Linked DNA regions of Homo sapiens: all the other regions are linked to region 3. A link is an interaction called in ENCODE POLR2A ChIA-PET data of the cell type or tissue named here. Cell type or tissue: HepG2. All regions are shown on one strand. Each heading gives the region's core, and the rest is flanking DNA. Links, peaks and the distances in the headings are about the cores only. Region 1 overlaps STARD13 (StAR related lipid transfer domain containing 13). Region 2 overlaps STARD13 (StAR related lipid transfer domain containing 13). Region 3 has its middle 170 kb from the start of RFC3. Region 4 has its middle 190 kb from the start of RFC3.

Region 1 (6,236 bases), core at 1,384-5,383, 470 kb after region 3:
GTGACTTTGCCTTAAGTGGAATCGCAGATATATGGCTGAATAGCACGGGTAGCACCACACCAACCACTGAACTTACTGAGTAAAACAGTGAAAATGTTTGCTAGACCAGGCTACCAGTGGAAACACTGGATATCTCCCTTTTCAACCAGTTGATTTCAGCCCCCAAATGACTATTGGTCTCCTTAGACTAACAGGGATGGGGTGCTCTTAAGAATCAGGTCACCTTATGTGGGTGGTGGTGATAGGGCTAGGGAGTGTGCTTGGAGGCAAGAGGCGTCAGCCCTACATAAACCATGTAGAAGAGGCTCCTTGCAGAAAGAGGTTCCGTTATCAGAATACGTAGGGAAGGATGTTGGACAGACAAAAATAGATACCTGCCAGAGAGCAAAATGAAATAATTATTACATAGAATAGTTACAAAAATTACATAGAAATCTTTTCATAATACCAAGCTGAATGGATTGGATTTTCACCAGCAAAGCAGCACAGTAACCTCCGTAGAGATTGGTGGGCCCTTCTGTCCAGGTCCACTCTCTGGTTTCACTCCACACTCAGGTTTTCCATGAGACAGCTACAGTGAGCTGAGGCTTTGCCTTGCAGCCCTGGAGCTGCTACAGGGGTGGGTAAGGGTAGCAAATGGAGAACAAATAAAACTGTCAAAATGTGATTTTAATAGCTCTTAATGCTTTTACATAATATTATGCTGGCTAGCAAGAGAACAATAAAAAAGAGTTTTTCACACTTTTCTCCTCAAATGTCATTTAAATCTCATTAGGTAGATCTTTGTGAAATGATGGCACTGGCAATAATGATTCCTTTTTAGTTCTCCAGTCATTTTGGCCAGTGGAAGGGCCTGGGGAAAAGCATTAGTATTTGGCTGATTGGTATTAGTAGGGGCCATGAAGAATTAATAAAAATTGTAAGACTTTTTTACCCTTCCCCCCTCAATTGGATGGGCAAACTCAGATTTGATAGGGGTTAATTATGCCAGATTATTTTGCTTGTTTTGTCACTAGCTGGTAAATGAGAGTTGGCTTTGTCCTTAAATTGAGGTATCAAGATGTTGGGACTGCAGCTAGGGTGGGGGAATATGAAATGAGGGTGTGTGTTTGAGAGACATTTGGGCAAATAGAATGGCAAGTTGGGTATAGGAAATGATGCTACACGAGGAGTCACCTGCCATGGCTAGGACAGGGCTGCTTCTAATTTATGATATTTACTCATTGCAGTTTTGTTGTCATTTAAGCCTGAGGTCTAAAAGTTTAAGTGCCTGCCCATTAAAGCAAACAAAAAAAATCATCTTATTTGAATGATTGATTTATCTGGGTTCTGGTTAAAATTTGGTTATTCATGTATGTATCTGAATAGGATTTCAGTTCGTTATCCATGTTGCTGTCATAAAAAATGAAATGCAGCTATTATCTGAGGAGCCTTTTAAATAAAATTTCCCTGGCTAGCTTCAGCCCCATTGCACTGTCCAACCAGAATTTTAAGTTCCAAAAGGAGTGTTGTTTTCAAAATTTTTAAATTTTTCATTTTTGTGGGGACATAGTAAGCGTATGTATATATTTATGGGGTACATGAGATATTTTGATACAGGTGTGCAATATGAACTCATTACATCATGGAGAATAGGGTATTCATCCCCTCGGGCATTTATTCTTTGTGTTACAAACAATCCAATTATACTCTTTTAGTTATTTAAAAATGTACAAATAAGTTGTTATTGACTGTAGTTACCCTGTTGTGCTATCAAATAGTAGGTCTTATTCATTCTTTCTAATTTTTTTTTGTACCCATTAATGATCCCCACCTCTCCTCCAGCCCCCACTACCCTCCTCAGCCTCTGGTAACCATCCTTCTAATCTCTATGTCCATGAGTTCAATTATTTTGATTTTTAGATCCCACAAATTAGTGAAAACACGTGATGTTCCAAAGGGAGTTTTCTAGAAGGATTCCTGGCTGCCCACTTCTTCTCCACCATGTTATCCTTTTCATCTTCAGGATCTGAGCTCACCACATTCCCTGGGCTGGAGGGGTGCGAACTCTTTCATAGGTCACTTCCCACTCTCTGTCTTTGAGCTTTCTAGGCTGCAGAGCCCCTGTCTTGTGGGTCTTCCCCATTTGTTCTTCATGGCCTGGCTCTCTGGGACTGTCTTGCTGAACACTACATTTTCATTGTAGTAAAGGTAATAATAAAACAGAAAAAGGCATAGGATTCATGTAATGCCAAGAGAAAATATAATATTCTGTGCTTCTCTCCAAGACTTGCTGACTCATAATTAGGTTTAGAGCATGTCTAGAAATTAGGTGTTTTCTCGTTACTATCCGCTGTATTATATGGGAGCGGGAAGCAAATCTGAGCTTGAAAATCTATTAGGCAGCACTTTATCCATGACTCAGGAGCAACTCACCACATTTTCCACACGTTACAGATGGAATGTATGTTTTCCTATTTCCTCTGAAATACTTGTGTGGTTATCAAAGTAGGAACCTTCAAATACAGACTCTCAACTGGGTACTAAATAGAACTTTTGAGCAATGCAATAATTGCCTTTTGTACCTTCCCAGAGGAAAGCCCAAGTTAGCCCAGGCAGCACAATTCAGCTAAGCTGTGTTTTGAACAGCAGTTGTGGAACTCAGAGACTCCTTTTCTGATAGAAATGCTTTCAATAGCTTTTCTTTCCAGCTTGGTTCCCTGGATGTTTCTGAACCATGTGTCCATGGCAGGAATGGGTACATGGTAGGAACATGCTGGTCACACTTAAGTGGAAAACCCTCACACAAGAGACAAATCTCAAGCTTTTGAAATCATCAGTCCCTGGAGTAACAGTAGATTAGGGGATGACAGAAGAGGCAGGCGTTCCGGGGCAGGAGCCACCACAGGCTCTGTTTCCTTGGATTTAATGACAAAGTTCAATCTAGATTTAACCAGATCTGTGGAACTAGGCGGTAGGGTTTTGCTCTTCCTGGTGATGCCTGAGTAAGATCTGGCCTTTGGTCTATTTTCCTAACATATACCAAATAGCTCTGGCACATCAAACATCTTACTGCACAGACACTGAGCTTTCAATGTTGAGGTACAATCGCAGGCCCAGGGTGATGTTAGTGTAGATCATTTCTGTGCAGTGATCCCAAGAACGCCCTGTACACTCCAGCTTTGGCTATGGGGAAAAATTAGCATCATAGTAAATGGAAATACAATGACCTGACAGGGACCCATCCTAACAGCGGAGGAAAGGGCCTTGGTAAAGACTTGTGATAATAGGCTGTTTAATTTTGTTTGGAGAGACTGGACTTTCAACAGATGAACTTCTTTCCCCTTGGATTCATATTTGTCTAACAGAGTTGTGGTTGGGAAATGATCCAGGATTCACAAGGTCAAAAAGTGACCTGGTTCACATACTGTAGACTCCTCCTATCTCACTCCACAGCTTCCCCAGGCAGGTGGTCCGGTGGGCTGTTGGTGCATCCACACCAAAAATGGTCACCCAAGGGACATATCAACCTCTTGGGCTTGGCCCTCAGAGGTTCTGGCAGGCTCATCAAACTCAAGTCTCAATTCCAAATAATCAACTTTCCTCTTCTATGCCGCACTCTACAGCTTGAAATCATTCCAATGTGCTTGATTAATGAACATTTTGTTATAATGCATGGGGAATTAAGGCTATTAGTGAAATTTTTAAAACAATAATACACTGGATTTTAGCTTTTTTTCATGAGAAAATACATTTTCATAGGCAATCTAGTTGTAGTCTTTCTTAAAGTTATCCCAAGAGTGAAAGAATGAAGGAATGTTGAATAAACATTTTTAGCCTAATCTTTGGAACTTAAAAAAAAAATTCCATTAAAAAAAAAAAGAATTGTAAAGAAGAATGCCCTCTTTTCCCCTAGTGCCCTGGTTCCCTGGTGTATAAATAAGACATTTTTCCCTGCCTGAAATTCAGCCTTTGTCTTCTATGATCTGTGGTTTTGTTATTATCCACATACTTATGGATCTACATTGAAGATTATCTTAGCAGACACATAACAAGGACCTTTGTATTACCCGCTCGTTTTCCACCCACTCCCGGGTAAGCCTACTTATGCAGACTTACCTGGAACAATTTTGCTTTGTAATAACTTGCACAAAGCTCACCAGTGTCTCCATGATTAAGAAGGCAGAGTACTAGGGTGCGGCTGTGGGACTCACAATTTTATCTCTCTTGTGTTTTTCAGAAATTGAGGCAAAAGAAGCATGTGACTGGCTCCGTGCTGCCGGGTTCCCGCAATACGCTCAGTTATATGAGGGTACGTCAGCCCTTCGCTTCGCTCTTACACAGAGAATAAATCCAAAATGAACCACACGTATCCTGTGGTGTGTTTTGACTTCCAGATTTTTTTTTCTCGCCCATTTTGCTTCGCTTTCTTTTTCCCTCGGCCTTTTTGCTATGCCCAGGGGTTATCCTGATACCAATTTAGAAATGAATATCACTTCCCAGGCCCACTTTACTTTCTGCTTCCCACTACTAATTCCCATCTCTTTACCGCAAACCCCAACTCGACGTTTTCCTTCCAGCATTCTGCCATCAGCAGCTTTTCTGCACTTCCTTCTTTTTCTCCTTGTTTTTCCTTTACTACTCTCACTTTTCTTGAAATCACAATGAACTCACTGTTAAAAAACTTCCTAGAAGTCACAAAATTAATTATCCTGAAATTTCTGTTTAATTCTGTTTACTTTATATGAAAAATGTCAAGATATAACATGAATCAGATGTTATTCTTCCGAGTTTTAGGTAAGGTGTCTTATTGCTAGCATTACACTTCCTTTCATTGATTTTTTTTTGGTTTTTTTTTTGTTTTTTTTTGAGATAGAGTCTGGCTCTGCCACCCAGGCTGGAGTGCAGTGGTACAATCTCCACTCGCTGCAACCTCCGCCTCCTGGGTTCAAGCAATTTCCTGCCTCAGCCTCCCAAGTAGTTGAGATTACAGGCGGGCACCACCACACCTGGCCAATTTTTGTATTTTTAGTAGAGACAGGGTTTCACCACGTGGGTCAGGCTGGTCTCGAACTCCTGACCTCAAGTGACTTTCCCACCTCGGCCTCCCTAAGTGCTGAGATTACAGGCGTGAGCCACCACCCAGCCTTTTCATTGATTCTTTAATTGACAGTTAATAGACATACTCATGTCCCTTATATCTAAAGTTATAACCAAAGCTTTTAACTTCTTCTCGGATTGTCCTTATCTAGTAATGAACTAGTCAGGACCCCAACAATGAGCAGGTGGCAGGCTCAAGGCCATTTACAGAGGATTTGTTTCTAACAGTGCTCATTGCAAAGGTGCAGGCAGGACAGGGGGTGGCCACGAGGAACGGTGCACAGTGCAAGAGCCCAGGGCTTGTAGTGGCACAGCTGTCACTACCATGAGCCCAAAGGGACAGGCCAAGGAAGAGAGTGCCAGAGCCCAGGAGGAGAGAGGAGCCTCAAACCAGACCCTAGGAAGGAGCACAGCTGGCAAGAGGCAGCCTTCCATGAAAAAAAATCACAAGTGTCTCCCTCCCTCCCTCACTAGCCGAGCAAGACAGCTTCACTCTGGAACCATCTGTAAGTCACTCACATGATTTTTTTTCACCAGAAGGGGAATTATGTCTGTTTCCAACTCATGCTAAAATTTAGATACCCTTAGATTTATCATGACTGGCAAGGTGTAGACAGCACAAAATACAAGATGAGATAAAGGAAAAAGTGGCAAGTCAATGATAGTGACCCAGCATGGTTACATTTGGCTATGTCCTCTATTCCAATGAGCTGCAGATTGCTACCTCCATGAACGAGGTACCCAGAATTCACACCATGTTCTAAATATTGCCTGTGACCTTCAAAGCTGGCATGAATTGTCTGTTGGAGGGAAGTAGTGTTCGAATTATTCTTTTTGGATAGAATCAATTTGAGTATTTTGCTGATACTCCAGAGTGATAAAGATTTTGCTACTAAAAAAAATTTCAGATGATAGAACTTTGGGTATTTTTGGAAATTTCCTTTTTGAAGGAAAAAAATCTGCCAAATTAAGTATTTCGTGAAACCATCAAGATAGACGCCAGTGACCTACGTGTTAGGTGGATGGTGAAAGCACAAAAGCTCTTCTCTGAGGCCACATCCACCTAAGACTGTAATAAGGATGAGCTAGAAAAATGCAGGCACTTAGTGTTCAATCCTATCCAAGGTCAAGCACTTGACTATCCTCATATTTCGCAC
Region 2 (6,236 bases), core at 872-4,871, 380 kb after region 3:
TGGGCTGCCCTGCCTTCCGAACCCAAGCAACCCGTGCATACAGTGTTTTAACTGTTCTGGAAAGAATGAAGCATTCATAAGCCCTTCCATTTTCAAGAAAAAAATTTCCTGTGACATTTTAATCCCCTTTTGTGCTGGAGAATTTTTAGAGTTTTCTCCTGCCAGTCATCTCAAATGTTTTGTATCTTTCCCTTTTAGCTGAATTGCGTATTATGAGCCATGACCCACAATAAAAAATAATGCCACTGTTATTGAATGAAAGTCTCGTTCTTTGGGTTATTCTGGGCTATGGGGTCAGCATATAAATGCTGACCTCTGAAAGTCCAAAGATGTTATCTAGTTGAGGCTTATGCCGGGAGAACAAAAATGAGCTGTGAGATGAAAATGACCACCTGGGATCTCCAATTTGGTTTATGTTTCCGTGAAATAGTTTCTATAAATGATATGAGTGGGTGCCACTGCATTTTCTCTAAAAGGAGCGCTGGCTTATTTCTGAGATCTCTTGTCTGTGTATGGAATTTTTGTAGTTACTCTCTATCTAAATTGGGGTTCTCAATCTCCCCACTATCGACATTTGGGGGCCAGGTAATTGTTTTTTGTGGGGACTGTCCTATGCATTGTGGGATGCTAAGAGGCATCCATAGTTTTTACCTCTGGATACCAGAAGAGATCTAACCCACAAGTTGTGAAAACCAAACATGTCTCCAGACATTGCCCTGTGTTCTCAGGGGAGCAAAAATCCCTGCAGATGAGAACCATTGAGCTAAATAAAAATAAGGATCCCTAGATAGATACAAATGAATTCATTCCTTTGTTCAATCTTTTAACAAATGTCTCTTAAATGTCTTCTGTGTACCAGAGTCTTCTTTGAAGATTGTAAATTGAGAGATGACTAGATCATAGTTATTGCCCTATAGGGACTTGGAGAGAAGACAGGCATGAATCTAAATAATTACACCAGGAATGCCCTCTAATGAAGACGGGAAGGACGTGGCTTAGGAGTTCAGAGGAATAAGTGTTAACTCTTCTTGAACTTATCAGATTTCCTGAAAATTCTGATTCTCCATTTATTCAGAAACACTTACGTTTTCAAGGGAAAAAAATCCTGTTTATTAAGATATTACACTACAGAGAGTTTCAAAGTCAAACTTATGAATTCTTTTATGTAAATGTTTTGGTAAGGTAAATTTTGGTTTCAAATGTAGATAAAAGAAGTCGCAATATCTAGATATTAGTTGATGTACAAAACATGTACATGAAAGGCTCTGAATGAACGGATTGGGTAACAGCTGTTCAAAGGGCTGAGTGAGCCCTGAGCTTGGACAGTGTCCAGGCTCTGTCTTAGGAAAGTGTCTGCCATGCTTTGAAGTCACAATTTTGAACCTTTGTTCACAGTAACAGACAAAAGTGGATGTTTACACTTCCTGGGGCTTCAGATTTGATGACCTCCCCCGTAAAATGTAGAGGGCAGTAAGATGAAACAGAAATAGACCTGCCTCCACTGTTGAAGCAGCGTTGGCAATGGCTGCCCACTGTGAGCTGCAGCGAGCACAGCTCCCAGACCACCAGCTGGAAATCCACCCCTTTCTCTTTCATTGCAAATAAGTGCGAAAGATGCTACGATAAGGTTTTGAATCTATGGCAAATGAATATTTGAAATCCTTTGTATGTTTTAACTATGTGGGAGGTACTGTGATGTAATCATGAAGAACACTAGCTGGAAAGTTAGAAAGACCTGGGTTAAAACCCAGGCTCCACCAGGCCTAGATGTTTGACCATGGACCAGTTATCTAACCCCATGCTGCCTCAGGTTCTTTGTAGAAATTAGACTAATCCTTCCCACCTCAAAGGATTGTTATGAGGTAATTATAGGAGATATTTTAACTGTCTAATTTTTTTTTTTTTTTTTTTTTTTGGAGATGGAATCTCACTTTCTTACCCAGGCTGGAGTGCAGTGGCACGATCTCGGCTCACTGCAACTTCCACCTCCTGAGTTCGAGCATTATCCTGCCTTAGCTTCCTGAGTAGCAGGTCCCTCCCATGACATGTGGGAATTATAGGAGCTACAGTTCAAGATGAGATTTGGGTAGGGATACAGCCAAACCATATTAATATGGAAGGTCATCATTGCCTAGGAAGTGCCTGCATAAATAGATATAAGTTGAGCTTTTAATTTGCTTTCAGTTCAGGTTAAATTTGGAATATTGGTAATGATTTTTAAACTCAAGCAAGCGTATTGTCACTTTTTGGCGATTTCCTAGGCCCAACTGAACCATAAACAGAGGATTCCTTTGCTCTTGATCTTTTGAGACCTAATAAGAATGCACAAACCACTTTCAGTGCTCTCTTTGCATGACAACTATGTAGATGTGATGGAGTCTGGCAATGTCAAAAGAAAGGAAGCATCCTCTACCCAGGGTTGAGATTGCATCAGATCATGGGAACTGACACCAAAGCCAGTGTGAAGTTTAAGAGTGGAGGCATTGCTGAGAGTCCCATTTTGAAGAGGTCCTTTTTATTCCTGTGCACATTCTTGCCCAATATCCTCCTTACTGATATATGCTTCTCTATTAATTTTTAATTTCTACCAAAATCTCAGAAAGAAGATACTGTCAGTCCCTATGAAAACAAGGACTGTAACAATCTCACAAGTTTGTTTCTCAAAAGATAATTTTTCTCATCCATTCCTGCATTTATTCATTCAACATTTATTCAGCAACTGTTAGATGCTGGGCAAGACAAGATGTGGGCCCCACCCTCCAGGAGCTTCCATTCTAGTGGGGGCAGGGGAGGAAGGGAGGGAGGTAGAGAGGTAATGATAGTACAGGACAGAAGTACAAGGGTAGGCATTAGTGCAGGATCCAAGGGGAGCTCCAGAATCCATACTAAATGCTTAGGGAAGGCTTCCAAGATTAGGCAATGTTCCTGTTGACTTTTGAAAGAGACAGCCCAGCAAAGATAGAACAGAAAGATGTTGTTTTCCAACAGTATGGCACAACACTTGAAGAACAGAAAGACACTTATAGGAGAAAGATCTCATGTGCTGTAGTCAAGCACAGTGAGAGAGCATGGTCTGTTCTAGGAAGAGCAAATTAAGGAGAAACCTTGTTTTCTGTATGGAAGCAAAGGCCTAGATAGGTCACTGTGGCTCCAGAGTTGAGCATGCATTGCAGAATTCCATTGCACTGATCCCTGTTATCCTTCTCCAAATCAGCCTGACCATAAAAGGGTTTGTGGCTCTATTAAGTCCTTGTGTAAGAAAAACTACACATAAAGATTTAATTGAAAATAATTGCAAGAATGGTTCTCGGAAATATTCCACTACTCTGCATTTAGAAATAGCCTGAAATGTTTTGTAATCCATCTGCGTGCCTTCCAGCTAGAGAGCGTGCAAACAATACACACTGAAAAGGCCACTCTTTTTTTTTTTTCTTTCTTCCTAATCTCCAGCATTGACGATTGCATGGTGTCTTGTGTGTTTCTGGTCTTCATAGCCATTAAACTATTTCTAAGTTGAATCGAAATCCAGTTGAAACCTGTTCTTTTTTGCTCTTCTTCTATTGAGAACATAGAACAACTGCTCTCTAGCACATCTATTTTTTTAGGAAAATGGTTATGGAAGCATTCACTCCAATCACATAATATGGGTGGGCAATTGCTTGCTTTAACTACGCCAGATAAAAGATGACCCCCAATTCTCCATGGCAACCAGAATCATTGACGATCAAGCCAGAGGAAGATGCTTTGTGTAAATTGTGTAGCTAGAAGGAGATTTGCAAATGAGGGGACTCTCACTGGCTTAACCCAAGAAGCTGATAAAGGGGAGCTGTCCATTTAAAATGCATCAGAGCCTTATCACATTCATATAAAACAAAATGACTAAATGAAGCAGCTGGAAGATTATAGTGAGTTTTAATTATCTTTTAATAGCCAAAGGGCTCTTGCCAACACATGCTGATAACCTGTCACTTGTTATGTGTCATATAATCTCCATTTATGAGTCTCAGCTGTTACAAATTGAAAATATATTTACAGTGATGATCTTTCCTTGTTAAATGCAAATTCCCAGAAATGTTCAAACTGCAAGGTATCCTCACAGCTTTGTTTCTGTTACCCTCTTGTGTGGAATTGAAAAGGCTGGTAATACTAAACAAATAATAATAACCAACCTTCTTCTTGTTCATAATTTATGACTCTCATTATGAGTATAATAATACCAGTTCTTAAAAAGTAAGGGTAAAATAATTCCTGAGGCTTGGAGATTATATTTCTGAAATTGCTTACAAATCCTTTTTTAATGGTAATCCACATTTTTTTCAAATCTGCCTGCCACCTTCTCCTCCTCTCCTTAGGTGTATCCATCTCAAATGTCTTCAGGCTCCAGGGCTCCAAGGCAGCTGCTGTGATGTCATTCATATTCCCTCTATATTCCCTAGATAGATAGGTAAAGATATAGGTATAGATATAGGTACACTTTTATATACCATGCTTGGCATTCAGTACATGTGGGATCAAATGAGAAAAAGTCTTGCAAAGTTGCTGACCCCTTCTACTTGTCTTCTTGCCTTGACCTCACTGGTATCTCATTTCTCTGCTTCTCTTGACTATTTTTACTGATGTCCTTGGTAGCAGCTCTTATTCCTCTGCCCAGCTCTGTGTTTCCCAAGATTTAGTTCCCATTCATGGTCTTATCACCAAATTTACATGGATAATTCCCAGATCTACATCTTCAGGTCAGACTTTGCACCTTTTTTCCAGTTCTATATGTCAAATGGCCTTAATTGAACATCCTTAATTATATAGTCATGATCTCTTCCAATCAACAAGTTTAACAACTGAATATGTTAATTTTATGTCTGAAAACTTTTCCTGTTTTGGTTAGAGCTTCATTTGCTCTGCCTATCTTCTTGATAAGAAACTTTGTGTTATTTTGTAGCTTTTGTATCTGTATATAGTGAGTCTGTAAGGACTACCTTCGAGATCTGGCATAAAGATTAAATTATTCTTTATTTCCACTGCAAACATTGTGGTTCAAATACAGAAACTTGTCTATTTACTTTCAACTTTAAAAATTTAATATATAAACAAATTATACTTTATTGAAATCTTCATCAGTCCTGCTCATCACCTACAGATGGGGTTAGCAGCAATGAGTCAACATTTTTGTTTCTGCCATCTTGTTTGTTAACATGCTTGTCTCGTTTAAGCTTGACTAGGAAGGTTTTTTGCAGTCATTTTGAACTGATTCTGGTTTGTTAAATGCAAAGCAGTATTCATTCAGAATTTAAAAGCAGTTCAAAGTTCTATTAAGAAAAAAATACCCCTATGATTACCATGGAAACAAAAGCAGATGTTTCAAAAAAATTTTAAAGAGAAGAAAATGTGCTGCATTGTGGACTTGGGATGAATAGTTTGCTAGCTGCTGAACTGTCAATGTGCTGATGGGTTCTGAAGGAACAGGAGTAAATAATAGAACAAGTGAAAACTGTGGGGCCTGGGTACCTGGTGATCATTTGCAAGAGGGGAGGAAGTGAGGCGGACACAATGGCAACACTGCTGACTGTAGGGCTGGAGGAGCAGCCTCTTAGTCACCAGGGCCAGCAGGAGCCCTCTCAGGAAGGCCGAGCCAGTGAGGGTGCAGGTAATGAAATGCACATCATTGACCCAGGATCATTTCTTAGTTCCCATGCCTGTAAAAATCTGCACATCAGAGTGGTCACAGCCCAGGGCTGGTGACAGGTTCAAGGCATGTTCAGAATTTGGGACGCCACGAAGCCAAATTTGAAAATTCATTTTGAAGATGAATCCTTTGTTATTGTTGAGTGTATACTTGGCTCCTTTAGTATTTCAGTAGGCTTCATTAATGAACACATTTGGAAAGTGGTCAGATGAAGATAATCAACTTATGTATGTATATTTATGCTTTTTATTTATACTTGATATAAAAATTGACCTGCATACATGTGCTCTTTCTTTAGTGCTTATGAAGAGTCTTATACTACCTGTAGACCATCATGATATGTGTCAGTTTGGGGAACATGAGCAGAAGGGCCAGTAATTAGTGTTAGCTCCTCAACTCAGAGTAGATAGAACTCCTGGAGGTCTCTTCCCTGCACAGTTGCAAGCAAGGGTTTGTGCCTTTGCCATGAGCCGTCCCCTCCCTGCCCTGGAGGGAGTGTGGCAGAAATGAAGTTAAGGATGGAAATCTCTTTATGCACAACCCTTGTTTGTTGGGG
Region 3 (6,236 bases), core at 1,497-5,496:
TCTATACTGAACCCATGAGTGCTTCGTGTCCTCTCCGCCACTTACCTCTGTATATCCCGAGGCAGAATGTTTTTCCCTTACAGGGACCACTGATAGAAAGATTCAAACAAACAAAAAGAGCAACAGGATATTTATTTTACCATGTCGCGTTTTAAGATCTTATATGAATACCATGGAGATTATTTTCCTTGGCCAAAAAGGAAAATGAGTTGGGTGAGGACTAGTTATAGACCAGTGTAGTTATTTAATGAAAAAGAACGGGACCTATCTGACAGTCAAAAGCATGCACCTGGGACATGCTCTCTGAGTATGTGCAGTCATTACAGGTTTTACTCTTGCAATTGGACTTAACCAGATTAACTGATTTTGCATTTGCTTTGATAAGCTTTTTGTCCGTGTTAAAAACATTACTATCTCTGTGACAATAGCCTGTGTCCGTGTGTCCCTTATTACTCAGATGTGTTTTCTGGGTAATATTCTCCAGCTAAAATGTCACAGAATTCTTAATTAGTTGCAATAGTTGTCAGAAGGAAAAGAAAAGGGAAATCCCCTTGGTGATATTGCTGCTGATACTTGCAAATAAGATCCACCTTAAGTGACACCCTGGCTTAAGGAGAAGTTGACCCCCACAGGCATTCCTGTGGGCAAGCTTTTGGACAAATCAAACAGCCCCAAGAGCAAGCTCTGCCACCCCACTCTAAAGCCACTTGCTTCTATCTTTAAGAGATAGAACTGAGGGCCAACACCTGCTGTTCACATGGCTAAACAATCATTTTTTGTTTAATGATAATAAATTCCTAACACAATAATCCCTTTAGACTTTGGCTGCCCAAATTCTACTATAGGTTGGTTATGTGAATGTGCTGCCCTCCTTCCTACTTCATAGTTAAAAGAGCACCTGCTTACAATGAGGAAAGTGGTATATCCTTGAGTCCATGATCTGTTTCTGTGTAACAGAACACCCCTCACTTTTGTGGCTTGAAGACACTATTTACTCACAATTCTGTGGGCAAGTGATTCGGGCTGAGCTCAGCTGGGTGAATCCACCTATAGACACATCATCTGGTAGCTTGGCTGTCTGTGAATTGTCTAAGATGGCCTCACTGATGACAGTTGATGCTGGCTGTTAGTGAGGCCTTTCTCTCCCTGTGGTTTCCAGGCCTCAAGAAGGCTAAGCAAGGCCTTTGTACATGGAGGTCTCAGGGCCTGCAGGAGGGCCAAAATGAACACTGCAAGACATCTTGTAACGGAGGCTTGTAGATCACCCACCTTCACTTCTGCCACATCTTATCAGTCAACATAAGTCACAATGCCAGCCAAGGGTCAAGGGGAAGGGAAAGAGACTCCCCCTCTTAGTGGGAGGAACGGCGAGGTCACGTTGCAAGAGACTCCTGCTTCCATCTTTGGAAGCAATCTACCACAAAGAACTACTACCAAAGTATTTGTAATAAAACCACAGCAAGATTCTGCCCAGAAAGAAAATTTCCATGTGTTTTAGCTTACTATTTCTGACTTGAAGGTTTTGTACTCTAATGATGCAAGTCTGTCACATGCATATTGTTATATTGGAGCCATCTCAACATTTGAGTGTCATTATTCCTAGAAAAGCCCATATTTAAGATCTGTCCAGAGAAACTCCCAGGGGAGGGAGTGGAGCATTTCAGGAGGTTGCTCATTGGTTTAGTTCTGCTTTTTTGGAACACAGACTCACCCACAAGTAGTTGCTAGTGCTTTTTCGTTTTGTTTTGTTTTGTCAATTATAGGCTTGGAGTGGAAGAACAGCTGGAAGTAGAAATCTGTCAGCTCTAGGAACTGACCTCCCCCTCTCTTTCATGGCCGCATGACGCCTCTTCAACTCTCTCTGCCTCTCATTGTATCTCTGTTTTTCTCTGTCTCCTCTCTACCAACAAGATCTTCCTAAACTTCTGTCATCTCTGTATGTGTATGTGAGTGTTGCGTGTCTCTGTGTGTGCGCTGTGCAAAGTACCCAATTCATTTTCCCGGCATTCGGGAATCAGGCACCATTCACATCTCTGCCTATGTGATGCTACCCCCAAGGGCCAGGGCTCTTCCTGTTATAGGTAGCTTTTGCTTACTTGGACTAACTTTGTGATAATTATCTGAATGGACTATTATTTTCTCCATTTTACAGGTGAAGAAATTAGGCTAGAAAGATGTTAGTGTTGTCCCAAGTCACACACCCAAGAAATGGCCAGACCAGGCCTGAGTCCAGTACTGTGGGGCCCCTGGAGCCCATGCTTTCAACCCTCTCCGATTCTCCCGCACTGCCTTGTTTTGCACATGGGTGGTCCATTCTTGTCCTTAAAGCTTCTCAACTGTGCAGGTTCAGCTCCCATCCTTTTGTAAAAGGTTGCCAATTGGGAATTTCCCTGTTGTTTCATAATTTTAGTTAAATCCTCAAAACTGAAGCTAACAAGTAGGAAGAGTCCTCAATTTTTAAAGGAGAACCTGGAGGAGCAGCCAGATATCTCCTACCTGCAGCCCTTGCTAAGAGGTGTCCAAACTGGAGTTTTGAATCTTAGCCCATCTCCCCATCCAGCCTCTCTCAGCAGATGTCTAGAATCTCCTGGGGGAAGCAAGGAGGGCATGGAGAGTTCACTGATGCAAGAGAGTAGTCTGAGTTAGGAGAGTTGTTGGGGAAGTTTAAGAAGCGTGCAGTGTGAGCTGCTCACCAGCGGCTTAGACCAGGTGAGAGAGGCGCTGGGGGGAAGTGAGGATGCCTGCCCCATGGCAGACTGGCACCCGTTCACCAGCTGAAAGTATGCTGACCTGCAAAACCAAACTGAACCGGGTGTGCGACAGGAGAGTTCCTGACAAAGAACTTTCTCCAAAGCTAATTTCCTTTATTGTGTCTCGTGAACAAACTGATCTCAAGTCTATATTTCTCAATTCACATTCCCAAGATAGAGTCTGGTTGACTCAGCCCTGACTTTATTCTGGGCCACACTATGAGTCTCCAGCCGGCTGTTGGCTTGGCTGCTGGTGCTGAGTGCCCACCCCTAGTCCAGCTGGCTGTGGCCAGGACAGGGTCAAATGGAACCAAGGACAAGGCCTGAAGGCCATTCCTTTTGAAGGCGTGGTGGGCAGGACACTTCCCTTATGGAGGCAAAACAGGCAAATACGCAGCGTTCTTTTAGGCATCAGGGACTGCTGAAGATTTCTGCAGGAGGAACCAGAGAAGACAGTCAAGCTCTTCCTAAAAGTCCTCCTCTATCTGTGTGTGTGTGTGTGTGTGTGTGTGTGTGTGTGTGTGTGTGTGCATGTTCTATGTAAAGTACCCAACTCACTTCACTGGTATTTAAGAGAATCTCAAGGTACAGCAATGCATTTCGTATTATACATGCATGCATATTTGTGAGAAAGCTGTATGGCTCTCCTTTCCCGAGCAGCTGGAAGCAGTGATCCATCTCTTGCAGGCCTTCATTGCAGGGCGATTGCTTAATAAATATTTATTGTGTGGAAACTCTGTCCTTGTGTATGAGTTCACCCTGACCTCTTGCCTCAGTCCAAACCTGGCTTCCTTGATCTCAGCTTTATTTGTTCTGAAGCAAGTAGGGAGGTTTTTTTTTTTTTTTTTTAATGTTTGTTTGTTTGTTCCCAGCATTCCTCTGCAGTATCTGGGGATCTCACAGCCCCCACTGTCATCCGGCCTTTGAGGAAACACAGGGCGATAGACAGAGCAGGAGAGGCTGGAGTCAGCCAGATGTTACTAAATCCCACCTGCGCCATTTACTGACTGTGTGACTCAGGGCAGGTTATTTAAGGCCTCTTGGATGTTTGAGATCAGGAAACTGAAGTCCAGAAAATTAAGCAGCTGGATCTTGTAAGCTTCTGCTGATTAACTTGTAAACGGGGCTCCTGGGAGTCACCCCTTGGAATGTTTGGAAGCCTTCAAGAAGAGACAAGTTTCTGCAGGGGGCCTGAAGCACAGGAAGTGCCTGACTCTTGAGTGACCAGACCCACAGCCGTCCTGTGTTCTTGCCACAGACTCTTCTCCCTGGCTGGAGCTTTGCTCCAGGCCCACCAACTTTTGCTCAAATTCTCTTTGTCTTGAAACTTCTCAAGCATCTTTCTTAAATTGGCTGCTGAATGCAGCCTTCTGTCTGCATTGCTGATCACACCTCCCTCACTTAAGCATTTGTTAAATCCAGGTGTTTATTTTTTGAGCTCTAATTTATTCACATTCCCTACCTCCCAAGCTTTACCCTCTAGACTGTTATCCTTTTCTCCTAGGTAAACGTCAGAAAAGATCAATCACCCTCATCAATTCATTAATTTAGTCATTCATCCAACTACCCTCTTGCCAGTACTCTGTATCAATACAATGTTTTTCAGTAGGGTGACGGGAAAGAAAAGAAGGGAAGACACAAAGATGAAAAAGACAAATTACTATTTTCAAAGAGCCTAGAGTCTAGAATGAGCACCACCATTGGTAGATAATAGTTGTATCTATCATTGTTATGCAATAGTTATAGCTTAAAATTAACAGAGTCAGTATTTCTTTTTCCTTTTTACATTAGCATGACAAAAATATCACAATCCTGTTCATTTCTATTCCAGTAGTTTGTATGGGACAGAGTAGACAAAAACTTTTGCTACCAAAAGTTACACGATCCAGCTGCTCGATTTTCTGGAATTCGGTTTCCTGATCTCGAACAAATGAGAATAATAATCAGTATATCACAGGCTTCTTCTGGAAATTAAATGAGAGAAAACAGCCATACAGCACGGTTCCAGGAGTACAGTAGACACTCAATAAAGTATGGGCTTGTTGGGGCTCAGAAAACAATACCCCAAAATGAAGACCTCAGAAGTAGTTTCATAAGCAAAACTTTTTCTCTGATCTTCTCCTGCCCTCCTGTCTCTCAATCCCATTCTTTCCCAAAGCTAGCCATAGAAACTAGAATCACTCTTCCCCAAGGTGGGTCATAGAAACCAGAACTCTCATTCCCAGAGCTAGCCATAAAACCTAAAATATGACTCTAAGTTTCCTTCCACCTTTCTGTGTAAAAACTGGCCATAAATAAATTACCTGAGCTGTGTGTGGTGGCCTCACACTTATAAACCCAGCAGTCTTTGGGAGGCAAAGGTGGGAGGATCATTTGAGCTCAGGAGTTTGAAAGCAGCGTTGACAACATGGTGAGACCCTGTCTCTGTTTAAGAAAAAGAAAAAAGAAAAGAAAGGAAATGATCTGACTTAGTTGTTTGACTGTAGGCCATAAGAACCCTATTCTAGAGAGAGTCCTGCCCCATACTCAGAATGAAGGAATGCATGCTCATAGAGGCCAAGCAGGATCTAGACACACAGGCTTTGCTGGGTTTCCCCACTCAGTCTATCAGCATTAGATCATACCCTTTGTGTCTAGTCCTATTTCTACATGGCTGTGCATACTTTGTTGAACCTAAGCCTAAAGATGAACAATTCCCCCTGTGTCTTTGGGTCTTCATTCTGAAGGCTCCTGTGTATACACATTAAATAAATGTGTATGCCTTTTCTCCTATTCATGTGCCTCATATCAGTGACCTTTGAACTTCAGGGAGGCCAAGAGATTCCTCCCAGCTTCCCTTATATTAGAAAAGGAGGAAAAAAGAAAAACAATTCCTATTCTCCACCTACTATCAGTGTTTTTCCCTCCCTTCACTCCTTGATCTGAGATTGGGATCAGTCCCAACCAGGAGATTCTCATGTACTCACTTCCTCTTGGTGCCTTAAGAGCTTTCCTCAAATTGTATTTCTGAGCAGGGACATTTACAAGCCTGCATGGAACTGAAGGATCTCCTGTCTGAAGATTCTCACAAGTAATTGATAGAATGAGATTTATTTGACAAATAACAAAACCATCTGCCAAATCCATGATTAAATGGCAGGGACTCTGGGTCTCTTGTGCTTAGTGAGGGAAGGAAGGAGGTGGTATGTTTTCAGTGAAACACTCACTGAATGGAACTCCAGGCTGGAGGGAGAGTGAAGAGGGAAGAGAATACAGTCCTTGCTATTTTCCTCAGCTGATTCATAATACATTAACACCCTCATTTACATGGCCTATTAGAAGTTATTTATATTCCAATTACAGGCTATTTGAATATTGCATTTGTAGTCGAATTACAGGGTTTAGGGAAAGCTCATTTGTTTTCAAGAAAGGATTCTGGTTTAAAGACAAAGATATGGGCAGCTTGCAGATACGGGCAGCTTGCAGAAGCTCTGGGCACACCACAAC
Region 4 (6,236 bases), core at 715-4,714, 370 kb before region 3:
TCCTTTCTCCTCCTCTATGGACCCTTCTCTATCTCCTCTGTGGGCACTTTATTGTGGCCTGTCTCTGTCCTCAGGGATTTAACCCCATTTTCCTTCTCTTTCCACGCTAGGAATAGTGTCTGACATTTTACAAGTCAATGACATCAAGTCCATACATTAAACGTTTTCTGGACATCTCTGTTTACATATTCCATAGCTACCTCTTGAGGAAATAAAACAATTTTGCCAATGGAAGACCCCTCCGTACCAATACAGAAGAGAGAGAGAACAATTTAAGATCAAGTAACTATTACCCCAGGCATATGTGCATGTAAAGGTAGCAGGAAAGTATCTACAGTGTCTGTATAGAATTTCACACAAATTTATTTGTAAAAGTAGAAGATAGAACAATTACAATTCTCTTATCTCCATGAGAGACAAGAAGACACACCTGTTGTGTGTGATTGTCTAGGTATACCCCGTGAGAGGCTTCTAAGTTCATCATGGATGTGTGTGTTTACAGTCTCAAGGGGCGGAAGGCTTATGATCTTGCCTTGTGAAATCCAAGGTCAGATGTTTTATGGGGACCTTAGTGTTTTGAAGGAGATACCCTAAGGAAGAGAACATGGATGAGGCAGTCACCTCTCTCCTCTTTGCTAAAGAAAATGTGATCATCTTGCACTGACATTTAACAGCTTGATCAGTTTGTCCTTCCATTCCACAAATGAATTATTTCCTAAACTGCAGTCGTCTCGTTTGCCTCCAGGGTCAGCCTTCTCCTTCCTCTGAATCCTGTCCCTCAGCATGGCAGTGAATGGCCCTGCCAATCCAACAAGTCTCTGCTGAAGCCACAAATTAAGACATTACCTTTGACTCTTTTGACTCTATTCCAGATTCAAGTCCCCTCTCATATGGCATTAGAAATTCCTGGCATCGTACCTCCTAAATATCTATGAAGTCTGTCTCTTCACTCTGCCCTCACTGCCCCGTGTAATTTGGGCCACACCACCTCCTCTCTACTCTGGGTATCAACAGCAGCCCATTCTCTGGCCTCCCTGTTTCCAGGCATGGGCTCTGTAGGCGTGAGGAGGGGTTGCAGCAAACAGACATGGAAGCAGGAACAATTTATGTTTATTTCTTTTCATCAAAAGAAAGATTTAATAGAAAATAGAGCCATAAAAAATGATTCTTCAGTGCCCTCCTCATATTATTTTACCCGTTTCTCAACTTCTCCATTTTAGAAATAAAGCATTCTTTATTTTACTCCCTTTTCACATTTTACAACCTATTTCTTCTCTCTCACTTTTCTGTTCCATGTAACATTCACCCAAACCCAAATATTAACAAGAATGTAAAATATCCTAAGATAACAAACAGTAATGTGTGGATTTCATCTGGCCAAGTGCCATTCCCTCCGGGGTCATGGTTGGCAGCTTCTGTAGAATGGGAAGGTTCGTCCTGGTGCAGCCGAGTCCCCACAACGGACCAAGGTATTGGGCTATGCAGTAAAGACTGCACTGGTGATGAACAATAGATGAGACAGCCTGTAGAATAAGAAAGGAGCTTTCGGGATTTAAGATGTAAAATCAGTTAGTGTCTCGTACATTTGTTTGTCTCTCCACAATTTGCAAAGCCCTTATTGAGAGAGCAGACTTTTTTCCTCGGAAATGAATTTGCCAAAGGCTTGTACAATTGGGAGTGCACTGGGGCATTTTTGGAAGGGAGATTTGGGGTAGGGGGTGATGAAGCAGTGAACAGCTATGGCTACAAAGGGGAACAGCGGCAAGGCAGGCAACTGGGAAAAAAGCGATACGATGACTTGGGCAAATGGCTTAAGCCAGGTTATTTCTCGCTTTGCTCACTTTTGGCTATGCAAGCAGATCCCTGTGGCTGTGATTTGGTTATTGTTGTTGTTCTTTAATCACTTATGGTAGTGGCAGCTCATTTGGTTTCTGAATTTCAAGCCCTGGTGGGGATTTCTTCAGTGCTCCAAGTGAAGAAACGAAATTGGGTTGTTGTTTTTTATTTGAATCCTTTAAATCTTATGAGAAGAAAACATGTCATGTAGCTGTAATTTTATGGTGTCATTCATACTGCTATTCTGAAAGCTGTGTTGGTGTTTCCATTGCAAATCAGTCCTTTTATAGGTTGATATCTGTCAGGAAATACTCTAGGGATGGAAATGTGCCACCAACATACGTTTTGGTTCACCTGCCTCAGAGCTTAATTAAGATAGCTACTTTTGCTTTTACTCAGTTTTTATCACTGAAAAAATGGAAATATTAAACATAAATATTTTTAGCCTAATGTAGAGAAAAAAACGTCCCTCTCTCTGGCATGTGGCACTCTTTTTCATCTTACAGAAAGAGGAAAAACAAGTCCAAGCGTAGTGTGTACACCTGTCACTTGTTCATACAAAAGCCAGATGAGACCCCAGAGGTGACAAACTTACAAGGTGCTCTGTGAAAACCACCAGATCTATCTCTTCGGGACTCCATGCACTGGATCAAAAGTCGGGCTATTTAGCAAGAACAGTAAATATTCTGTGTGTATATTTGATGATGCATCCACCTTTCTCATATTGAAGAAGGATATTTTCCTGACCCCTTCCCGGGACTCACGACAGGGGTGCTTCATTTACTCAGCTGCTGCCCTCAATCCATGTGGGAGGGAGTATGTAAGCAAACAAGGTGGGAACTGGAGTGCATGAACGCTGGCCATTTCAGCGCCGGCGGGATCAAACTCCACTGACTCAGACCCACTACATTCCACCCCTCACAGGAGAGAACACTTAGGTAAGCAGGCGCAGAAGCTGGAGCAACCTCTTTTGGACACTGACAGGAGCAAACTTCATGCATGCACTGCAGCAGTGTCCAGGCAGGGTGCCTGCAATTCACAAAGTCCCAGAGGGCATGTTACAGTGCTCTTTTAGCTCTGCTGCCCGCAGGCAGCTTAAGTGTTAACAGCTCATTGGGCTCTTTGCCTTTTCACATGAGGCGGCTGACCTCTGCCAGTGAAGGCAAAGGGCCAGTGTGACAGCCCTCTGCACTCGTGGCTCCCAAGCTTTTGTCCAGCATCAGGGAAAAACGAGGTCACATGATCAAATTGAAGCTGGTGAATGCAGGGGATTTTATTGCCAGTGAAAGTGGCCCTTAACGGGGAGGGAAGCTGAAAAGAGGATGAGGTGTGTAGGTAATCTTCCTCTGAAGTCCGGCCATATTCGGCTGATTCTTCTCCGAAGTTATGCCATCAAGCTGTCCCTCTGAAGTCAAGCCCGCTTCTCTCCAATGTCCAACCATAGTCCCTGATGTACAGCTGCTTCTCCCCTCTGCCAGCTGGTTCTGGGGTCTTTATGGGCACAGGATGGGGGGTGGGGTGGGCCATGGGTAGTTTAGGAAAAGACAACATTCGAGTGGGAAAACGGGGAGAGAAGTTGTCACTTTGGGCCATGGGTTTCAGGCTTTTCAGATTGAGAGCTGAGTTTTGTCAGAGACCCGCCCTTTTCTCCCTAGAATTTCTCTGCCCCCTGTACCTATGAATATGAGAATGTCCTTATGAGTGCTAAGCTCTCCTAATGTCCTGTGAAGACATCAGAATCTCATGGATAACTGCTTTCGGTGTTACTGTTCATTATCTAAAAATTTGTTTTTCCCCTGCTGATACAGATCTTTAATAATAGTGATTTATGATTTAGATGCCTGAAAGCTAAGTCTAGAAGGAGCTCTGAAAGAAGATTTATTTCACTTGCTTTCATAAATAAGTACTAAACTACTTGGAACTTGTTTCCTCATTTGCGAAATACCAGTAATGATAGGGCTTTATCTTTATTTTATATAATCTTAAGTAACACCTGCGTATGATAAAGTGAAAAATATTCAAATAGCACATAAGGAGATACAAAAGGGGGAAACATGTCTCTTTTACTCGTCCGAATTCTACTTCCACCGTTCACTCCCTCCCTAATCCAGTCTCTTATGAGTCCTTCCAGAGTGATGCCTTGCTGTGTATATTTGTATACGTATGTGCATACAAGGATACATGCATATGCATATGTCCTTTCTTTTTATTCCAGACATTTGCAGAACATTATAGGATTTAAATTAAAAATTAAATTATACTAGTTCTAATGATTCAGTTTCTTCTTTATATTTTACTCTCTTCAGCTCTTATATGCTAAGGAGTCCTGACATTTTTTAAAGTAGATATCAATCATCTTTTACGTGGGAGGGTGTTTCTTTCACCAAAGAAATCAGTTTCTGAGAGTGTGTCTCTCAAAAATTAGAATAATGCTACGCTCTGTGCACACCAATGACACTTGATGAAAACTGTGTAATGACTGAAAATATGGGTAGATAATATTTTGGTTGTGACATTCTGATGTAGCTTTTTTGATGGTAACTACTTTGACTACTAATTTTTAAATTTTTGCATGCCAATATTAATTTCGCACAATTTTTCACACTTCCCAATTTAACATTTTTTCCTCTAGAAGACTCTTCATTATTTTTGATAATGATTTTTATGTCTTTTCAACAACAACCAATTCTCCAACACCAAACGGCTATCCCATAATTCAATTTAATTCTGACATTCACTGCACAGAGATAGAAATGATCCTAAAGGTTAAGGCATCAGTCTCACAGACTGCCCCACTCCAGATGCTAGCTGCAAATGGGAACCCTAGACTATTCACACTTCTGAGCAGCCAGCTACATATTTAGGTGTTTCCGGGACCCCCTCTTGGGTTAGATAACTCACTAGAATGACTTAGAATAACACTATACTTACACTTATAATTTTATTTTAAAAGATACAACTCAGAAACAGCCAATGGAACAGATGGATAGGACAAGGTATGGGGTGAGGTGTGGAGCTCCCATACCCTCTCCAGGCAAGCACCTGAATGTATTCACCAATTTGGAAGTTCCCCAGATGTCATTGTTTAAGAGTTTCTATGGAGGCTTCATTATGCCGGCATTATGATTAAATCATTGGCCATTGGTGATTAAACTCAATCTCTAGCCCTTCTCCTCTTCCCAGAAGTTGAGTGTGGGGCTGAAAGTTCTAACCCTCTAATCACATGGCTCGTTTTTCTGGTGAGCCACTTAGAACTTCAGTTTTCTCACTGTGATATGCCAATAACAAGAAAGCCTTATTTTTTCTTTAGTTTATTTAATCTTAAGGTCATAGCTGCATATGATAAAGAGAAAAAAATTAAAATAGTATGTAAGGATATACAAAAGGGAAAAATCCCTAATCTGAGGGTAAGACCTCCATCATGAGTAATCTAATTAACCATACCAAAAAAAAACACTCTTGCTTGCATGGTGGGTCACTCCTGTAATCCTAGCACTTTGGGATGTCAAGGCAGGAGGATCACTTAAGCCCAGGGGTTTGAGACCAGCCTGGGCAACATGATAAAACTCCATCTCTAAAATAAATAAAAAATAAATTAGCCGGGCATGGTGGTGCATGCTTGTAGTCCCAGCTATTCGAGAGGCTGAGGTGAGAGAAGTGTTTGAGCCTAGGAGGTCTAGGTTGTAGTGAGCTGTGATCATGCCACTGCACTCCAGCCTGGGTGACAGAGTGAGACCCTGTCTCAAAAATAAATAAACAAATAAATAAATAAATAAATAAAACAGTCTTATCACTCAGGAAATTTCAAGTGTTAGAAGCTCTGTGATTTTTTTTATATATCACAACCATATTTTTGCTATGACCAATTTTCATTTTCTTTAAGAAAATTATGGAGTTGTTCATTCTCTTAATTTAAAATACCACCAACAAATATCAAATTTATAATCATGCATTGGTCTGGTTTTGGACTATTACGTTCACCAATTTATTTATCAACCTCTCCACTTAACACTAATAGAATACTATTACCGTTTTAATATGTTGATACCTTATGACAAGTCCTTTCCCTTTTTCAAAATTTTCTTGATTATGTTTACATATTTAGTCTTCCCAATGGTATTTAGAATCAGCTTGACAAATTCCATGAAGAATCTATTGGAATTTGGATTTGAAATGCATTGAATTTATGGGTTATTTTAGAGAGTCTAGACATTTTTTATTTAATCTTGGTGAAGAGGTACAATATTTTAAACAGAATTCTAAGGTGGCCCAAAGAGTCCTGCCTTATAGTGTACATGCCCTATATAAACCCTATTCTTTGAATACTGGCAAGGCTTGTGCATATGATGGGATTTTACTCCCATGATTATGTTACCACATGTGGCAAAAGGGATTTTGCA

Evidence for each region. ChIA-PET counts read pairs that join two places held together with the same protein. Peaks named below come from ENCODE experiments on the same cell type or tissue, not always from the same donor. Only the 100,000 strongest peaks of a DNase experiment are listed, where the experiment ranks them.
Region 1: POLR2A ChIA-PET joins it to region 3 with 7 read pairs; 1 of 35 experiments calls an interaction of 5 or more read pairs at or near these places.
Region 2: POLR2A ChIA-PET joins it to region 3 with 5 read pairs; 1 of 35 experiments calls an interaction of 5 or more read pairs at or near these places.
Region 4: POLR2A ChIA-PET joins it to region 3 with 6 read pairs; 2 of 35 experiments call an interaction of 5 or more read pairs at or near these places.

The regions. Positions count from the first base shown.
Region 1 is chr13:33,165,606-33,171,841 of GRCh38, reverse strand. It overlaps STARD13 (StAR related lipid transfer domain containing 13), which reads left to right. Exons shown (of 14, transcript NM_178006.4): 2 at 4,220-4,291. Among named protein-coding and RNA genes, the nearest start is that of STARD13-AS, 110 kb to the left of the region's middle. In HepG2, for the core only: no CTCF peak of the experiment used is centred there; DNase peaks (open chromatin) are centred at 2,611, 3,311 and 4,041; H3K4me3 peaks cover 559 bases.
Region 2 is chr13:33,255,676-33,261,911 of GRCh38, reverse strand. The region is part of intron 1 of STARD13 (StAR related lipid transfer domain containing 13); the gene reads left to right. Among named protein-coding and RNA genes, the nearest start is that of STARD13-AS, 19 kb to the left of the region's middle. RefSeq lists an enhancer at 1,026-1,526. In HepG2, for the core only: no CTCF peak of the experiment used is centred there; DNase peaks (open chromatin) are centred at 1,391 and 3,001; H3K4me3 peaks cover 376 bases.
Region 3 is chr13:33,640,204-33,646,439 of GRCh38, reverse strand. It overlaps a transcript of STARD13 not described here. Among named protein-coding and RNA genes, the nearest start is that of RFC3, 170 kb to the left of the region's middle. In HepG2, for the core only: no CTCF peak of the experiment used is centred there; DNase peaks (open chromatin) are centred at 3,589 and 5,429; H3K4me3 peaks cover 428 bases.
Region 4 is chr13:34,008,423-34,014,658 of GRCh38, reverse strand. No RefSeq gene overlaps it. Among named protein-coding and RNA genes, the nearest start is that of RFC3, 190 kb to the right of the region's middle. In HepG2, for the core only: no CTCF peak of the experiment used is centred there; a DNase peak (open chromatin) is centred at 2,708.